Regions from separate parts of the Homo sapiens genome. Here region 1 is linked to region 2. A link is a contact called in ENCODE Hi-C or POLR2A ChIA-PET data. All regions are on one chromosome and are shown on one strand. The core of a region is the stretch at or near the end of the contact, and the rest is flanking DNA. Distances in the headings are between cores, read along the strand shown.

Region 1 (5,116 bases), core at 1,196-3,695, 63 kb before region 2:
TTTACTTGTCTGACAATACGTCAATACAATAATCAGTCAGTTTGTCTGTAATAGCGTCTAAAATCCACAGCTGGGGCCAATGTCTTGGTGTTTAGTAGACAGCTAATTGTTAAACTTTGTACACCTAAAATATTGTGGTGGGCAAAATCCATTTTAAAAACCTAAAGTTTTTAGTTTTACAGTCTACACTAATCACATGGAGAACTGCCAGATTTTCCTTCCCTCTTGAGCTGCGCATAGCACAGATTCGTCTTACTGAAGGATGTAGCCTTTGAGGTCACCAGCAGTCTACTTCCATCTTCTCATTGTCCACAAGTGAATCTAAGTCCATTACTGTATTTCACCCAAGCAAGTTGACTTCCTTTTCTGGGTGTGCATTATTTATCCCATTCATATGCAGAAAAGTAAATAAGAAACATAAAACCTTAACAAAAAGGCCTGCCATAACTTATTTGCATGCACAGTGTAGATTTTAATAAACTATCAAACTTCTCTGTGGTTACCTTCCACCAAGGAGGAAAAACAGTACCCACATTTACAAAGAAAAAAAGATGTACTATGTAGGAATTTTTGCAATCACGTGGTCCTCCTACAGATGTTTTTAATGATTCTTTTAGAAGCGTAGAAATGAAATATATCTCAGTAGTAATCTTTGTGAGAAAAACCTTCGCCTCTTAATTTCCATATTTACTTTTTGAAAATAAAAACAAACAAAAAAAACAACTCTTAAGATTCCCACATATTCTCAAGACCTGTCCTTATGCAACACCACCTAATTATTTTCACGCAGGAGTAACACATTTGCTAGATTTGGGCTTCACATACCACGCTTGAGTTCAGTGAGTGGTTTACCTGGAAATCTTGACTTCAGATGACCTGAAAACGGTGGCTTATAGAGGTGAGAGAAAAGAAGACCTGTAATTATGGCAACCCATTTTAAAGATAGTTTAGGGAAACTGAGGCAAAATTATTTTCTCAAGTGGTGCTTTAAAATTCCTTTTAACAGAACAAATCCCCCAAACCGGGGGGAAAAACCCTCATGACCTTTAGTTTACGATATCAGTCTATCCGTTTTCAGAAATGGGGAACGAGGTTTGCAGTGAATGGATTTCTCCTTTCAGAGCTCGCTTAGGAAGCCTGGCTTGCTTCTATTCTTTTCTCCTCCTCCCCCCTACTTCAAGCAAAAGCACTTGAGATTCAGGAATGTTTTTAAATTCAAATACAAAGAGAAGGAAAGGAAGCCAAACGACCTGAGACAGGGGTTGTGGCTTAGAACAGACCAAGGTTCATTCCTCGAGCCTCCTCTCTCTCAGTCTCCAAGTGTCCCCCCATTCCCGGGTCCCGGTGCAGATGATGCTGTGCTGCGGTCTGAAGACTGAGCAACAGGAGTCCGCCCCCCTCGCAGCTCCCTCCCCGACCCGCTATCTCCAGGTGGGTTGTCGAGCACTGGCGAAACCTGCGGCCCAACCCTTCCTAGGCAACGGGAAAAACGTGCTCAGGAGTTCATTCAGCGAAAGCGCAGAGCAAGGCTGGGGGCCTGTCACCGGGGAGGTGGCACTTGATAGGTTGGGTTTTGCTTTTTGCATCTTCATCCCTCTCTTCCAAGCTGTCTCCAGGAAGGGCTGCCTTCGTCCACATTTCCTCTTTCCCCCAGGGGTTCCGACCCTCGACCAGCAGAGTGACTAGGGCTCTGGCTCCCTCAGTTTCGAGTCTTTACTCGCTGCTGGGCGACAGTGCAGCCACCTGACCTGGCCCTCGCCCCCAGAGAGTGCGGCCCGGCCGCGGTCTGCAGCCCACCCTGGGTGTCCACATCCGAGGGGCGCGATGGGAGCAGGCTGCTTTCAGAACCCTGCTGGAAGACTGAAACTTGATCTGTGAGATGCAGGCTTCTAAGCCCAGCCTTCTGACAAGGACCCTGGCAACCCGCGGGAAAGGCGACTACCCTCGGGGGAGCGGGCGAGTGCGCTTCTACAAGCCCCTTCATTACATGCCCCGTGTGGGGAAGGTGGGACGGGGCGCGGCTGCCTCAACCCGAACCCCTGAGATGCAGTCCCCGGATGCTACCGCCCGTCGGCCAGCTCTAGCCCTACCTCAAAAAGCTGAGGGATTTCCCTCCGGGCCAGATACTCCTTGGCATCGTTGGTGTTCATGGCTGTGCCGCGCGTGCCTTGGGGCGCAAGCGGGGAGGCTCCCGGGCTGCGGCGACCTGAGCCGGGGCTGAAGCTGGGGCTGGCAGAGTCCGCGCCGAGCAGCGGTGCAGCCCTCTTTCTCACGCGCACTCAGCTCAGCCTCTCCGCCCAGGCCAGGGACCCCCTCCGCCTCTCCCCGGGGGCTGTGGTCTCCGCGCTCCCGCCGCCCCCGCTTCGGTTCCAGCCCCCGAGCCGGAGCTGCAGGCGCCGAGCAGCTGTGCCGCGGCTTCCCGGGCTGCCAGGCAGCGCGGCCGCCAGGGGTGGGGCGCAGGGAGCGGAGGAGGGAGGACAGCGTGGCGAACGCAAGGCAGCAGCCGGCCCGCCTCTCCGGTTCAGCGCGCCGCGCTCCGCGCCTCCCCGAGCCGGGTCTGCGGCGGCTGCCGGTCACGCTGCGCGGGCTGGCGCGAGGTGCGGAGGTGGGGGCGGGCACGCGCAAGGGGTCGTAGTCATACCCCTCGGTGCGGCACCGGCGCCAGAGCGCGACGCTTCACTGCGTGCGCCGCCCAGGGATGCAGCTACCGGGGACCAGGTGGCCAAGGGAACAGGGTCGGGGTCTGTAGGAACCTGCGACCGTTTCGCTTCTCCGGACCTTGTACGCACACAGACACACTCGCACGCACATACACGGTTACCTCCGGGTCTCCGAGGAACTCCCAGGAAAAACCTAATAGTCACAGGATTTATCATTTATTCCTAAGGTTACGGATCTTTCACTATAGGGAGCTGTGGGGAAGGGGGAAAAGGGGATTCATGGTGTGGAATCCAACCCTTCAGATAATTTTTAGATCTTGAGTATCTCTATCCTTCAGGAAAGTTTTGCTAGCTGGTTTCGAATTTTTACCCTGTCGGTGTCACAAATCTTTATAGACTTTAGGATAAGGCCTTAGTGTGAGCCTGAAATCCTAATCAACTGAAGGACTAATAAGTAGTCAACTAGTTAATTATCTCCATGGAGAAGAAGGGACAGTGGAGGAGAAAGGTGGGTGGTAGTGGAGAGCTAGAGATGCTTAAATTGCAAATGTGTTTAGTAGGTGGGGAGGGTGGGCATCATTAATTAGACCTGAAGAGTGTGCAGTCCGTGGACAGTGTCGTATCAGAGCACCCCTGGGGGAATATGAGTGAGTATGAGTGGGTGCGCTAAGGCATAATGGTTAATGGATCTTCCTGCTGCAGACCATTGTTAAGGTGTAACCCATCTTCCTCCTAGCTCCCAAGATGACTCAATTCCCTGCTAAGATGTCTTCACATTGCCTATTTGGGAGATAGTCCTTGCCCCCGGAGAATATGATCTCTAACTTCCCACAAAGCCTAACACTGTAGGAGGGTGTGTGAGAGAGGACACTTTGGTAGGCACTGGTATCTGGGGTCTGGCTGGAGAAAGAAGCAACGCTGCCACTGCTTTAAAAAACTATAGAGTCTGAATGTCCATTTCAAGTGCTTCTTTGCAGATCTTTTCTTGGTTCTATTTCTTGTTCCGGAAACAACTGCAGCTCAAGCCTTAACTACAGCTGCAGCTTTGTTTTACCTGAGGGAGTAAATGAACTTTTAGCACTTGTGAACCCGTGTGTCATATGGTTGCCTTAAACGAGGCAGGTATTTCAGTTCCATGGAAATTGGTTTTTGCCCTTAGAATATGCCATTTCACTTACAGTCCCAACTTCTAGTATTTCTTTAGCTTATTTAAGATTGGCTATGGCAGTAGTGAAGGCAGTGTCTCTTCCCTATGCAATGATGCTTGAAAAGTACAATGGTCCGTGGCATTAAGGCTTCCTTTGTGAGCAGGCACAGTGGAGGTGAACACGCAGGAATGAAAAGGCCAGTTTCTCCAGGACTTTTCAAGGTCATCCTTTGCAGACAAGAATCTGGCAGAGCATGGCTCACCTGTCTTCCCTTGAAGAAATGCATAATTCTAAGTGTACTTTAGTGTTACCGGACAAGTGTTGGCAACTTGCTTGTAAAAAGAGAATGGATAAGAAAGACTGCACTGCACTAAAAATTGTAGATAGCCTGAAAAATGTAGTAAATGGTGATACGGCAAGTTTTCAAGTAGCCTTATGCAGAGACAATTAGTGTATTTTGGTGTGTGCCAGGGTGGAGAGAGATGCGTGAAAGAGGAAGATGTTCATAATTACTTTTGCAAAGGAAGTTGTGGCTTTGTAGGGAGGGGCTACATGAGAGAGATATAATGCTTAAAAGCCAAGCTAATGGTTCAAAAGAGAGGAAAGAGAAAGGACAAGGAACACTAAATACATCCTTGCTGTGGGAAAGCTGGCCTCTCATTCCCTGTGATGAAATTCTATGTGTGGGTATATAGAAGGCTCATGGCCCTTGGCCCTTTGTTTATTTGGGAATGCTTTCCTGCAAGCTATAATGAATCAAAATGGTTACTGCATGTCGGATGTCTTCGGATAGACTCTCTTGTCATCACGTCTTGAGAGAGGGTGCTAGGTTCTGAGATATAGCAGTGAATAACAGACATGATCCTTGCTGTCAAGGAACTTAAATTCTATGAAGAGTGTGTGTAAGAAGTGCAGATGAACAATAAGCAAATAAAAATGCATAGACAACATCACATAGTGATTAAAAAATACAAAGAAGGACATAAACAAGAACATATCAGTTAGTGATAACTGATGACGAAAATCAGAGTTGTTGATTTGAAACAAGGGGGCAGAGGCTCCAGGTCTGTTCTGTGGAAGCAGCTGAGGAAATGGGAGTAAGAATAACCATTAGGGGCCGGGCACGGTGGCTCACGCCTGTAATCTCAGCACTTTGGGAGGCCGAGGAGGGAGGATCACGAGGTCAGGAGATCAAGACCATTCTGGCTAACACGGTGAAAACCCGTCTCTACTAAAAATACAAAAAATTAGCCGGGAGTGGTAGCGAGCACCTGTAGTCCCAGCTACTCGGGAGGCTGAGGCAGGAGA
Region 2 (5,231 bases), core at 1,073-3,572:
TAATCCCCAAGTGTCAAGGGAGGGACCTGATGGGAAGTAATTTAATTATGGGATCAGTTACCCTCATGTTGTCATGGTAGTGAGTTCTCACGAGCTCTGATGGTTTTATTTATCTATCTATTTATTTATTTTTATTTTATTTCATTTTATTTTTTGAGACAAAGTCTGGCTCTGTTGCCCAGGCTGGAGTACAGTAGCGTGATCTTGGCTCACTGCAACCTCTGCCTCCCAGGTTCAAGCGATTCTCCTGCCTCAGCCTCCCTAGTAGCTGGTATTACAGGCATGTGCCCCCACACTGAGCTAATTTTGAAACATGGGGTTTTGCCATGTTGGCCAGGCTGGTCTTGAATGCCTGACCTCAGATGATCTGCCTGCCTCGGCCTCCCAAAGTGCTAGGATTACAGGTGTGAGCCACTGCACCTGGCCTCTGATGGTTTTATAAAGGGTAGTTCCTCTGCACATGCTCTCTCACCTGCTGCCATGTAAGATGTGCCTTTGCTCCTTCTTCATCTTCTACCATGATTGTGAGGCTTCCCCAGCCATGTGGAACTGTGAGTCCACTAAGCCTTTTTCTTTAGAAATTATGCAGTCTTGGGTATTTCTTCATAGCAGTATGAAAATGGGTTAATACAAGTAAAGTCTCATCAAAGTGTGGGTATGAAGTTACATCTGGTCATGAATTTGAGGCATAATCATTAATCTTGTCAGACATTATCTTATGTACAGGAAGAGGCAAGGGCTAGGATCACCAAACTTACCTTTTGTAAAAATTCAGTGATTCAGGCAAGAGATGTGCAAACCTATTCCCTATCCTGCTTATGGTCTTCAAGGCATTCTTCCACAAGGCTGCTCACAGTCAATGAGTCAGGGGCTTTGTGAAATATTGCTGGCAAAGGAGCAGAATGAGCAAATGGCTTCTTATCTTTGCTACTTTGTTTCATAATCATCAGCATCCAATAGATATCTGTTGAATTAATGAATACATGGAAGATATTCTGGCAGTGTATTTACTTTCTAGGATTCACGTAACGGAAAACCTAAATTTGACTAAATAGCATGAAACCTCTCACAAAGTGCAATAGCAAAAGAAACAAATAAAAGGAAAAGAGAGACAAGAGAATGGGAAAAGCAATAGCATAAAATATGGCAAAGGCTAATGTTACTTATTTATAAATATATTATTCAAATTCATATGCAAAACATAAATATATAAACAAAGAATTTACATCAGAGGACACAGAGATAGTTTAGAAACACAAGAAAGACATCAGATCTTGATAGTAACCAAAGAATTATAAGTATAGTTACCTAGGGGTAACATTTCATACCAAAGAATTTAAAGGAAAAAAAATGGTATGGTTTGGTGTTGTGTATTCTGATAGTGCTGTAAGCTTGTTCATTTTGGAAAGCAACATCATTTATAGTTATTAAAATGTTTTGGAATATTTTGACCCCAAATTCCTAGTTCAGGAAAATTATACAAACAAAATAATTCAACAGATTTAAAAAGCCAAACACACAAAAGATACTCTTTACAATATTATTTTCATAGTAAAACTTAAAAACTTTGCATTGTGCAGCAGAGGGACAATTACTTTGGCTGAGGCATCAATAATGGATGGAATTTTATCTCACCATTAAATGTTAAAATTGTGAGGAAGCAGCGTGGAAACGTTTATGTCATACTAGATGAAATGCATAAATTAAAACTGAACTCACATAATAAAGAGAATGGTGGACCATACATATACACCAGCTGTGTCTCTTCCAGATAGGCTTTAGTTCCATAATTACAGAAGATACTCAAGAAACAAAAACGTAACTAGCTTCCCATGTTAATCCTTTCACCAGGTAGTAGACCCCAAGCCTCTAAATTGCAGCGCCCACCCACATTTTCCATTTATAGTTTATCCAATTAATCATCTTTTTGTGCCAAAACGCTTGTTCTTCCCACCACATCCAGCTTCATATTTTCAAAGAATTGGCAGCACTCGGCAAAATAAATAAATAAATAAATAAATAAATAAATAAAATAAATAAGGGAACAGAGAAATAAGTTTTTAAAGTTTAAGGAGTTACGGGTTTTCCCTCCACTCACCTTTCAATTTTTTTTCTTAAATGTTATACCTATTTTACAACCTCCAAACTGAAAATGCAGTTAAAAATAAAAAGGTCAATATCCTGCGTCTACCTTGTCCCGGACTCTCGAGCTCCACAAAACCGCAGAGTTCTAAAGCCGGACCAGAGGGCCACCTCGAAGAGGCGCGGATGGTGTCGCAAAAACCCGCAGCGCTACTTTACGGCACTGCCTCCGCCCCTTCAGGTGCGGGAAGTCTGAAGCCGGTAAACATGGCCGTCACCGACAGCCTCAGCCGGGCTGCGACTGTCTTGGCAACTGTGTTGCTCTTGTCCTTCGGCAGCGTGGCCGCTAGTCATATCGAGGTAGGAGTCAGGCTCATTTGACCACAGCCGGGAGGCCGGCTGTGAGCCCTCCAGCAGATGTCCGATACACAGTAGCTGAGGGACGCCTCCTGGAGTCAATCAGCCCCTGACCCAGGCTGGGTTTGAGGAGGGTATCACTGGGCACGGGTTAGGACACTGTTGGTCTGTTTCAGCGTTTTAAAACGATGAATTGAAATAATCAAACCCTCGGAGACAGAGGAGGACCTGATCCTTTGCTCCTACATGTGTGCAGTTCTTAGGTGAAATACGAGCAAGAGGCTCGTGAAATGTCAGTGTGCAGCAACTGCTTTCCTACTACTCAACTGCAGCCCTCTGTTTTGATAGGAGTCAGACGGAACTGGAGAGATGAGGGCAATTTTAAGAATCCAGATAATAGAATTTAGTGATAATTAGAACATGGGATAAATATAAGTGTTTATTAAAACTCTCAAGTTTCTGGCTTAGGGGCAACACGTCTGGGTTAAGAAATGGAAGAGAAAAGGGGTGCTTAGTTTTATCCTGGGCTCCTCCAGCTTCCCATTTTTAAACGTGGACACAGGATGTTCTGGTGCTCTATAATGCTTTTACTATTCACCATACTCTGATGATTCCTCAGTCCCGGTCTACAATCTAGATGTCTGGTATCTTTTTCAGGCCTGCATATCCAGCTGACTAAGAATCCGGGATAGTCAGGAGACATTTGAAAATCCGTGTGCAAAGTTTTATCTTCTGCTTATCCTACCTCCTCTTAAAAAGACACTGAAAAACTAAGCACCCCTTTTCTCCTCCATTTCTCAACCAGATGTGCTGCTCCTAAGCTAGAAACCTGAGAGTCTTAATCTCTTTATCCCATATTCTAATTATCACTAAATTTTGTGATCTGAGTTCTTAAAATTGCCCTCACCTCTCCAGTTCCACTGACTTAATTCAGGCTGTGATCACTTCTTGTCTAGACTCTTGCGATTACTTTATCTTGTTTTCCATAGGCCTCCATACTCCCTGAGTTTGGTGCTAGATTCGTCTACACGAAATGTAAGCCTGATCAGGTTATTCTTCTGATGAAATCTTTTAAATATTTATTAATTGCATACAGAATAAAGTCTAAACGTTATGACCTGGTGCTTGCCTACTTTTCCAGTGTTCCATATTGGAACCTCTTCTCCCCACCACCTGGGCACCTTGAGCTTAGACCAGTGGACTCCAAACTTTTTGAATACACACCCTATCAGTTAAAAAAAGATATTGAGCATGAACTTCATATATATTTATGAATTACTGTTAATTTATATATTTGATGTTTATATAGCATAATTTTTAGAGAACATAAATATGAGTAAATAGAAGTTCTGTTTCCCTCCTTTATTCTAACTTTGACTGCTTCATCTTGGATACTATTACTGTTTTTTGTAGTTACATAATTGCTGTGCTTTTTCACATTACAATATTTTATACATTGTGTTTCCTCTGTTCATGTGCTAAGATACAGTAAAGGCATAACCTCTGTAGAACGTTTCCCTATCTCTTACCTTTGCCTTTACTCTTGTAATTTGTACACTTGATACAGCACTCATTTACTATAACCCGTGTATGGTTTGTACTGTTATTCCATCATATCTCACTTAGAGATAGGAGCAACAGTTTCCTAAATGTTTTGCCTTGAGTCGTTGTTTTTTCCTTTCAATCTGTTCTCCAAATTGAAGCCAGAGTAACTTTTAAAAATGCAGTTCCAATCATGTCACCCAGGGACCTTGATGTTGCTCAAAAGATCACCTTAATGTTGCTCTAAACTCTCCACCATGACCCACAAACAAAAACCCTGCATATTTTTTGGGCCCTGACTACACTTCAAATTTTTTCTTTCTCTTTCAAACTTCTAGTTAGGCTAACTTTCTTTCAGTTTCTCAAAACCTTTAAGCTTTTTCTCACATTAGAGCTGTCTCCCCTCTGTCTGGAATTGTATTTCCTCTTTTCTTCATCTTTTGGATTTTAACCCAACAGTCACTTCTTTAGGAAAACTTTCCTGACCAGGTCAGGTCCCTCTGTTGTACTCTTATTATATTGTGTGTCTTTCCTTATCTGTTAAATGTATATCTATCCAATTAGATAGTAACCTATTTGAAGGCAGTACTATGGCTATTTTTGCCCAGCATTGTATTTGGAGCACTCAGGGCAGTGACTGGCATGTTGCCCAATGAGTGTGATGAATTAATGAATGTAATAATTATAGTGTAATGTGTTTGCATGCTCCTCTTTATTGAACTCTGGATTCTTGAGAGAAAGCAGCATGCTTTTTAGTGATTTTTGTATCACTATATATTAATGGTATCTGGCACATAATAGGTGCTGCATTTACTGTATGTAGAATGAATAACTTTATAATGACTGTATTGTCTAGACAACCACAAAAAAGTTTTGCCATCTAAATTTTTTCACTAAGGTCTGAAAGAAGTAAGAACTTTGGAGGTGGAAGGCACATTAGAGACATGAGGATAGTCAAGTCTAAAGAGCTAAATGACTTACCGCAATTTCACAGCCAGTTGCGAGATAGGACCTAAATTTTAGCTTAGGTCTTTGAATTCCCAAATCAATGCTTAACCACTGTAGCACATTGCTTTCTTTAACATCCAGGCAGCTGTTGAGTTTGGAGGGGGAAAAATACACACACACACACCCCCCCACACACACATGCCACACACACACTTTTTGTTCAGGTTATTATTCTATATTTATCATGTCAATTTATCAGAAACAATGCTTAACAATAGACAACCCATTATAGTTTCATTTAA

Evidence for each region. Hi-C counts contacts between places; a loop is a spot of excess contacts on that map. ChIA-PET counts read pairs that join two places held with the same protein, here RNA polymerase II (POLR2A). Pooled maps may share reads with other maps.
Region 1: a loop to region 2 is called in a map of CD8-positive, alpha-beta T cell, with 5 times the contacts of the local background. The contact joins the promoter of AK5 here to the promoter of PIGK in region 2. A Hi-C loop is called at or near these places in 11 of 168 maps with a recorded cell type or tissue (CD4-positive, alpha-beta T cell, CD4-positive, alpha-beta memory T cell, CD8-positive, alpha-beta T cell and 4 more), 2 of 37 single-sample maps with no recorded cell type and 17 of 50 pooled maps. POLR2A ChIA-PET finds 5 or more read pairs at or near these places in 10 of 52 experiments (A549, CD4-positive, alpha-beta T cell, H1 and 6 more).

The regions. Positions count from the first base shown.
Region 1 is chr1:77,279,348-77,284,463 of GRCh38, reverse strand. It overlaps AK5 (adenylate kinase 5), which reads right to left and starts at 2,445. Exons shown (of 14, transcript NM_174858.3): 1 at 2,091-2,445. The coding sequence starts at 2,150. RefSeq lists a silencer at 2,526-2,585.
Region 2 is chr1:77,216,521-77,221,751 of GRCh38, reverse strand. It overlaps PIGK (phosphatidylinositol glycan anchor biosynthesis class K), which reads left to right and starts at 2,322. Exons shown (of 11, transcript NM_005482.3): 1 at 2,322-2,442. The coding sequence starts at 2,350. LOC105378808 (a long non-coding RNA gene) reads right to left here and starts at 2,232. Exons shown (of 3, transcript XR_001738109.2): 1 at 2,099-2,232; 2 at 759-964. RefSeq lists an enhancer at 2,529-2,638.